Linked DNA regions of Homo sapiens: region 2 is linked to region 1. Evidence: read pairs that join two places in POLR2A ChIA-PET (ENCODE). Cell type or tissue: B cell. All regions are shown on one strand. Links, peaks and the distances in the headings refer to the core of each region. The heading gives the core; the rest is flanking DNA. Region 1 overlaps LOC105376863 (a long non-coding RNA gene). Region 2 overlaps CNR2 (cannabinoid receptor 2).

Region 1 (4,384 bases), core at 107-4,106:
TCAGCCTGGGCAACATAGCAAGATGACGTCGCTACAAAAAAAAAAATTAACTAGGGATGGTGGTGCACACCTGTAGTCTAGCTACTTGGGAGGCTGAGGTAGGAGGATCACAGAGCCCAGAGGTCAAGGCTGAAGTGGGCTATGATCATGCCACTGCACTCCAGCTTGAGCAATAGAGCAAGATCCTGACTCAAAAAAAAAAATAAACAAAAATTTGAAAATAAGCCAGGTGTGGTGGCACATGCCTGTAGTCCCAGCTACTCGGGAAGCTGAGGCAGGAGAATCACTTGAACCTGGGAGGCAGAGGTTGCAGTGAGCTGAGATCGTGCCACTGCATTCCAGCCTGGGTCTCAGAGCGAGACTCTGTTTCAAAAAAACAAACAAAAAGCTTTATTTAGGGCTGGGTGCCATGGCTCATGCCTGCAGTCCCAGCACTTTGGGAGGCTGAGGTGGGCAAATTACCTGAGGTCAGGCATTTGAGATAAGCCAGGCGGATCACAAGGTCAGGCATTTGAGACCAGCCTGGACGACATGGTGAAAACCCACCTCTACTTAAAAAAAAAAAAAAAAAAAAAAAAAGGCCGGGCGTGGTGGCTCACACCTGTAATTCCAGCACTTTGGGAAGCCAAGGCGGGCGGATCACAAGGTCAGGAGTTCGAGACCAGCCTGGCCAACATGGGGAAACCCCACCTCTACTGAAAATACAAAAATTAGCTGGGCGTGGTGGCAGGCGCCTATAATCCCAACTACTCGGGAGGCTGAGGCAGGAGAATCGCTTGAAACCAGAAGGCAGAGGTTGCAGTGAGCCAAGATCATGCCTCTGCATGCCAGCCTGGGCAACGAGAGCAAAACTCTGTCTCAAAAAAATAAATAAAAAATAAGGCCAGGCGTGGTGGCTCACATCTGTAATCCCAGCACTTTGGGAGGCTGAGGCAGGTGGATCACCTGAGGTCAAGAGTTCGAGACCAGCCTGACCAACATGGTGAAACCCCATCTATACTAAAAATACAAAAAGTAGCCGGGACTGGTGGCGCATACCTGTAATCCCAGATACTCGGGAGGCTGATGCAGGAGAATCGCTTGAACTCAGGAGGCAGAGGTTGCAGTGAGCTGAGATCACTCCATTGCACTCCAGCCTGGGCAACAAGAGCAAAACTCCATTTCAAAAAAATAAAATATAGGAACCACCTAAATGCCCATCAATTGGGGAATGGTTGAATAAATTATGGTACACCCATACTATGGAACAGTACAAAGATATTTTAAAATAAAATAGATCTAGGCCATGAGCGGTGGCTCATGCCTGTAATCCCAGCACTTTGGGAGGCCAAGGCAGGGGGATCACCTGAGGTCAGGAATTCAAGACCAGCCTGGCCAACATGGCAAAACCCCGTCTCTACTAAAAGTACGAAAATTAGCCAAGTGTGGTGGCGCACACCTGTAATCCCAGCTATTCTGGAGGCTGAGGCAGGGAGAATCACTTGAACCTGGGAGGCGGAGGTTACAGTGAGCTGAGATCGAGCCATTGCACTCCAGCCTGGGTGACAGAGCGAGACTCCATCTCAAAAAATAAATAAATAAAATAGATCTATTTATATATTTACAAGGAAAAGTATCTACTATATACAGCGAATTATTTTTAAAGCCTCTGAATAACATGTATAGACAAGCTTCTCCCCTTACATTTCAATGTCTACAGTCACAGAAAAAAAGAATGTCAACTCTTCCCTCCACCAACAGATGGCATTAGCTATAATGAATGGTCTTTGTGAACTACATACAATTCAACAATGTTGCTGTTCTTGTGTCCAAGTAATGTTTCACATATTATCAACCCCATAGTAGCCAAAGAAGAATAAAGCCAGGGAGAATTCTGAACATGCAAACAATTGTATAAGAAACAAACATAGAAATAATATTTACTTTGTGGAGGAGATTGCCACAGTGGGAACAGATGGAGATCTCACTCTGTCACCCAGCCTGGAGTGCAGTGGCACAATCATGGCTCACTGCACCCTTGAACTCCTAGGCTCAAGCAATCCTCCCACCTCAGCCTCCTGAAGAAGCTATAAGCGGGTACCATCACACCCGGCTAATTTTATTATTAATTTTGTAGAGACAGAGTCTCACTGTGTTGCCCAAGCTGGTCTTGAACTCCTGGCCTCAAATGATCCTCTGGCTTCAGCTTCGCAAAGCACTGGGATTATAGGCATGAGCTACTGTACCCGGCCAGGAACAGTTTTAAAGGACAAAAAAAGGCCGGGCACCGTAACTCACGCCTGTAATCCCAGTACTTTGGGAGGCCGAGGCAGGGGGACTGCCTGAAGTCAAGAGTTTGAGACTAGTCTGGCCAACATGGTGAAACCCCATCTCTACTAAAAATGCAAAAAAAATTAACCAGACCTGTTGGCATGCGACTGTAATCCCAGCTACTCGAGAGGCTGAGGCAGGGGAATTGCTTGAACCAGGGAGGCGGAGGTTGCAGCGAACCGAGATAGCACCACTGCCCTCCAGCCTGGGTGACAGAGCAAGACTCCATCTCTAATAAATAAATAAATAAATGGACAAAAAGATAAAGCATGTAGCACAGGAAAAGAAGAAGGAAAACAGAATGATAAAATGGAAAAAAAAATCAGTTTATGGCTAAATAATCAGAATCAAATTGGACCTCTATCAGCTTATTTGTCTGGAAATAAGTAGTGAGGAAGAGTCAAAGTTTAGGCCTGAATTTAGATCAGCCCTCATGAATTCAAGGAGACAGAGGGATATGAGCCCCAGAACCAAAAGCCCCCCTTCACCCCAGGTCACCCCAGGAACTGTGGCTGCTTCCCTTTGCCTGCCACTCCTCCGAGCAGCTCCACTGCCTAAGGTTCCACCTCAACCTCTTAGAAAGAAGAGACCCTGAGATCAAGTAGTCTTGCTACATTGATCCCACAGCCTGGGGGTTGGAGAAGAAGGAAGAGTGACAGATGTTCCTGCTTGCTTCACCCTTGCAGAGCTTTTGTATTGCCAGTGTCAGTCACCCCACAAATACTTAATCCTGAAGAAAGTGAAGGTTTGTCCTAAAAGAACTCCAGCAAAAGGCAAGGCAGAACCAAACCAAACCAAACAGGTCCTGGTCAAACAGGCAGTTTTCCAAATATATCCAAAAAATCTAAATATGTCAATACATTTTTAAAAACTAGCTGGGCGCGGTGGCTCACGCCTGTAATCCCAGCACTTTGGGAGGCTGAGGCAGGCGAATCACAAGGTCAGGTGTTCGAGACCAGCCTGGCCAACATGGTGAAACCCCATCTCTACTAAAAACAGAAAAAAATTAGCCAGGCATAGTGGCGGGCGCCTGTAATCTCAGCTACTCAGCAGGCTGAGGCAAGAGAATAGCTTGAACCTGGGATGCGAAGGTTGCAGTGAGCCGAGATCACTCCACTGCACTCCAGCCTGGGCAACAGAACAAGACTCCATCTCAAAACAAAAACAAAAACAAAAACAAAAAAACAGAAACACTTTCTTCCAGACCGTCCACCATCCCCACCACAGCCCTCTACCCCAGGCACAACTACCTACCTCCCAGACACAGGTTTAAGACAGCCTCAATCTGGCTGAGTGAATTGACTCACACCTATATAGTCCCAGCACTTTGGGAGGTCAAGGCGGGAGGATCACTTGAGCCCAGGAGTTCGAGACTAGCCTGGGCAACATAGAGAGATCTTGTCTTTACAAATAAAAAAATTTTAAAAATGGTTTTTTTTTTAATAGCGCGGTGGCTCACGCCTGTAATCCTAGCACTTTGGGAGGCCGAGGTGGGCAGATTGCCAGAGCTCAGGAGTTCAAGACCAGCCTGGACAATATGGTGAAACCCTGTCTCTACTAAAAATACAAAAATGTAGCCAGACATGGTGGCACAAGCCTGTAGTCCCAGCTACTCAGGAGGCTGAGGTGTGAGAATCGCTTGAACCCGGGAGATGGAAGTGAGCCTAGATCGCGCCACTTCACTCCATCCTGGGTGACAGCGAGACTCTGTCTCCAAAAAAAAAAAAAAAAAAAATAGCCAGGCATGGTGGTGCACACCTGTAATCCCAGCTACTCAGGAGGTTGAGGCAAAAAGGATTGCTGAAGCCCAGGAGGTTGAGGCTGCCGTGAACCGTGTCTGTGCCACTGCACTGTAGCCTGAGCAACAGAGTAAGATTCTGTCTCTAAAAAGAAAAAGGAAGAAAGAAAAGACAGCTTCAATCAGAGAGGAAGTAGAGGCAAACAGAAGAAGGATGGCCTCATTTTGATTTTCTGTTGGTTCTGGAATCTGCTTCCCTCTGGCTTCCACAGTTTCTCCCCGGTTGACTTTCAGGAAAGGAGGTAGCAATCCAAACCAGTTCATCATCTAAAATTT
Region 2 (4,384 bases), core at 225-4,224, 130 kb after region 1:
AAATAATAAGCCTTAACTCCCTTGGAGCGACCATTCTAGTGTCCTATTACTCAAATCAGTCTCCCCCAGCATTCGAGGATCAGAGATTTTAAGGACAATTTGGTTGGTAGCTGGAAACGTGGCTCGGTAAAATGGTCCAAGGTGGGAAGGATAAAAATGAGATTAGGGAGGCCAGGCACGGTGGCACATGCCTGTAATCTCAGCACTTTGGGAGGCCAAGGCGGGCGGTTCACCTGAGGTTGGGAGTTCAAGACCAGCCTGATCAACATGGAGAAACCCCATTTCTACTAAAAATACAAACTTGGCCAGGCGTGGTGGCACATGCCTGTAATCCCAGCTACTTGGGAGGCTGAGGCAAGAGAATTGCTTGAACCTGGGAGGCGGAGGTTTCAGTGAGCCGAGATTGCACCATTGCACCCTAGCCTGGGCAACAAGAGTGAAACTGTCTCAAAAAAAAAAAAAAAAAAAAAGAGATCAGGGAAGAGATGGTTGCCCAGAAGTATAAGAGAGACCCCATGCCCCTCCGTCTATAAGCCTCTAGGGGTTCACCTTGCCTGCCGCCTAGACAGAGCCGATTCATCAAGACAGGAGAATTGCAATAGAGAAAGAGTAATTTATGCAGAGCTGGCTGTGCGGGAGACCGGAATTTTATTATTACTCAAATCAGTCTCCACCAGCATTCAAGGATCAGAGTTTTTAAGGACAGTTTGTTTGGTTGCGGGGAGCCAGTGAGCCAGGAGTGCTGATTGGCCAGGGATGAAATCACAGGGGGTCGAAGCTGTCCTCTTGCGCTGAGTCAGTTCCTGGGTGGGGGCCACAAGATCACATGAGCCAGTTTATGGATTTGGGTGGTGCCAGCTGATCCATCAAGTGCAGGGTCTGCAAAGTATCTCAAGCACTGATCGCAGGAGCAGTTTAGGGAGGGTCAGAATCTTGTAGCCTCCAGCTGCATGACTCCTAAACCTTCCTTCCTTTCTTTCTTTCTTTTCTTTCTTTCTTTCCTTTCTTTCTTTCTTTCCTTTCTTTCTCTTTCCTTTCTTTCTCTTTCTTTCTCTTTCTTTCTTTCTCTTTCTTTCTTTCTCTTTCTTTCTTTCTCTCTCTCTCTTTCCTTCCTTCCCTCTTTCTTTCTTTTCTTTCTTTTTTTTCTTTTCTTTCTTTCTTTCTGACAGAGACCCCTCTGTCGCCCAGGCTGGAGTGCAGTGACGCAATCTCAGCTCACTGCACCCTCCACCTTCCAGGTTCAAGTGATTCTTCTGCCTCCCCCTCTCGAGTAGCTGGTATTACAGCATGCACCACCACACCTGGCTAACTTTTGTATTTTTAGTGGAGGCGGAGTTTCAGCATGTTGGCCAGGCTGGTCTTACCTCCTGACCGCAAGTGATCCACCCGCCTCAGCCTCCCAAAGTGCTGGGATTACAGGCGTGAACTACCACACCAGACCCTAAACCATAATTTCTAATCTTGTGCCTAATATTAGTCCTACAAAGGCAATCTAGTCCCCAGCCAAGAAGGAGGTGTACTTTGGGAAAGGGCTGTTATTGTCTTAGTTTTAAACTAAGTTTCTCCCAAAGTTAGTTCAGCCCAGGAATGAACAAGGACACCTTGGAGGTTAGAAGCAAGATGGAGTCAGTTAAGTTAGATCTCTTTCACAGTCTCAGTCATAATTTTGCAAAGGTGGTTTCACATCTAGGCTGCCCAACTTCTGTGGTCAGGGTCTGGCACCAGATATATGAGTCTGAATTCTGACTCTGCCATTTACAAACTTTGTGACCTCGGCAAATCCAGTCTAGCTGAGCCTCTGGTTCCTCATAGATAAGATCGTGAAAATGAGACAGTCTATCTCCAAGGGCAGTTTGGAGGATAAAGGAGACAGCGCATTTCTTTGTGGTAACATTTAAAATCTACTCTTTTAGCAATTTTGATACGTGTATCATAATATCACATTGTATTCCATAAATATATACAATTATTATTTGTCCATCAAAAATAGAATGAAAACATTTAAAAATAATATATAGTACGGGCCAGGTGTGGTGGCTCACGCCTGTTATCCCAGCACTTTGGTAGGTGGAGGTGGTTGGATCACCTGAGGTCAGGAGTTGGAGACCAGCCTGGCCAACATGGTGAAACCCCGTCTCTACTAAAAATACAAAAATTAGCTGGGCATGGTGGTGCACATCTGTAATCCCAGCTACTCAGGAGGCTGAGGCAGGAAAATCACTTGAACCTGGGAGGCGGAGCTTGCAGTGAGCCAAGATCGTGCCACTGCACTCCAGCCTGGGCAGCAGAGTGAGACTTTGTCTCAAAAAAAAAAAAAAAAAAAAAAAAAAAAATTGGCCAGGCGTGGTGGCTCAAGCCTGAATCCCAGCACTTTGGGAGGCTGAGGCAGGCGGATCACAAGGTCAGGGGATCGAGACCATCCTGGTTAACTCGGTGAAACCCCGTCTCTACTAAAAATGCAAAAAATTAGCCGGGCGTGGTGGTGGGCGCCTGTAGTCCCAGCTGCTTGGGAGGCTGAGGCAGGAGAATGGTGTGAACCTGGAAGGCGGAGCTTGCAGTGAGCTGAGATCATACCACTGCACTCCAGCCTGGGCAACAGAACAAGACTCCATCTCAAAAAAAAAAAAAAAAAAAAAAAAGCCGGGCGCGGTGGCTCACGCCTGTAATCCCAGCACTTTGGGAGGCTGAGGCGGGCGGATCACAAGGTCAGGAGATCAAGACCATCCTGGCTAACATGGTGAAACCCTGTGTCTACTAAAAATACAAAAAAATAATAAAAAAATAGCTAGGCATGGTGGCGGGTGCCTGTAGTCCCAGCTACTTGGGAGGCTGAGGCAGGAGAATGGCGTGAACCCAGGAGGCGGAGCTTGCAGTGAGCCAAGATCGCACCACTGCACTCCAGCCTGGGTGACAGAGTGAGACTCCATCTCAAAAACAAACAAAAAATAAAAATAAAAATAAATATATAGTATGGATTTGAACAACAACAGAAAAGGACACAGTGCTTGTAAAAGGCCTTTCACAGTGCCTGCCACAAAGGAAGCACTCAGGAGAGAGTGGCAAATTTATTTTCTTCACATAGTTAAACCACAACAACATATTGCAACAGTTTGCATGCTGAAGCAGAGATAAGAATCCAGCTGCCTTCTCATAAACCAGACAATTAAAGAGATTTGCCACAAAAAGTTATTTTCATTTAAAAATATGTTACTTCAGGGCGGGCGTGGTGGCTCATGCCTGTAATCCCAGCACTTTGGGAGGCTAAGGCGGGTGGATCACAAGGTCAGGAGTTCAAGACCAGCCTGGCCAACATAGTGAAACCCTGTCTCTACTAAAAACACAAAAATTAGCCAGGTGTGGTGGTCCCAGCTACTCAGGAGGCTGAGGTGGAAGAATTGCTTGAAACCGGGAGGCAGAGTTTGCATTGAACCGAGATCGCACCACTGCACTCCAGCTTGGGTGACAGACTGAGACTCGGTCTCAAAAAAAAAAATTCTATTAACATGCAATAGGATTATTAATTTTTTTTAAGTTCTCAGTTTTAGTCTCTAATACAGCAAGTACTAATAGGTGTAACCTACATCAACAAAAGCTATTTATTGCCAAGGTAACTTTTAAGACGGTAAAGGGTCGCTGAGACCACGAAGTTTGAGAACTTCTGCCCCAGGCTTTCGTGATCTGCCTTTCTCTCGCCAGCTCTTTTGCAATCTGACAACACCCCTGTTTTCTGCCCCATGTGATTAATTGCATAACTGCCATGTTTGAAGGACCTTTTGAGATCTCATCAAAAAACCACTCCTGGCAGGGTGCAGTGGCTCACACCTGTAATTCCAGCACTTTGGGAGGCTGAGGCGGGTGGATCACCTGAGGTCAGGAGTTCAAAACCAGCCTGGCCAAAATAGTGAAACCCCATCTCTACTAAAAATAGAAAAATGGTGGCAGGCACCTGTCATCCCAGCTATTTGGGAGGCTGAGGCAGGAAAATTGCTTGAAGCTGGAAGGAGGCAGCTGCAGTGAGCTGAGATCTCGCCACTGTATTCCAGCCTCCAGCCTAGGTGACAGAGCAAGACTCTAGAAGAAAAAAAAAAAAAAACACTCCTGGTGCAGATGGACCTACTGAGAAGGAGGCTATTGTGCCTGAGGTTACACAGCCATCAGTTCCACCTGGGACTGGAACCAGCATCCTTCCTATCTCCTTAATCCAGGGCTCTCGTCATGACGGCAAGCTAGCAGGTGCTCCCTGGCACAATCTCAGCTTCCTGTTCTTTCATCTCTAAAAGTCTTGAGTGGAGACAGGGTCTTCCCCCTCTGCTTTCCTGTCCCACCCTTCCCTCCTGCCTCTCATCTCCCTCTTTGACACTCCTCCTACCAGCCCAAGGGCACA

The links. ChIA-PET counts read pairs that join two places held together with the same protein. Peaks named below come from ENCODE experiments on the same cell type or tissue, not always from the same donor. Only the 100,000 strongest peaks of a DNase experiment are listed, where the experiment ranks them.
Region 2: POLR2A ChIA-PET joins it to region 1 with 6 read pairs; 1 of 35 experiments calls an interaction of 5 or more read pairs at or near these places.

Annotation. Positions count from the first base shown.
Region 1 is chr1:24,025,630-24,030,013 of GRCh38, reverse strand. LOC105376863 (a long non-coding RNA gene) reads right to left here. Exons shown (of 3, transcript XR_947072.3): 3 at 1,039-1,136. Among named protein-coding and RNA genes, the nearest start is that of MYOM3-AS1, 39 kb to the left of the region's middle. In B cell, for the core only: a CTCF peak has its summit at 1,733 (motif pointing right); a DNase peak (open chromatin) is centred at 1,753; H3K27ac peaks cover 34 bases.
Region 2 is chr1:23,896,591-23,900,974 of GRCh38, reverse strand. The region is part of intron 1 of CNR2 (cannabinoid receptor 2); the gene reads left to right. Among named protein-coding and RNA genes, the nearest start is that of CNR2, 15 kb to the left of the region's middle. RefSeq lists enhancers at 3,638-3,767, 3,818-3,877. In B cell, for the core only: no CTCF peak of the experiment used is centred there; no DNase peak of the experiment used is centred there; H3K27ac peaks cover 2,870 bases.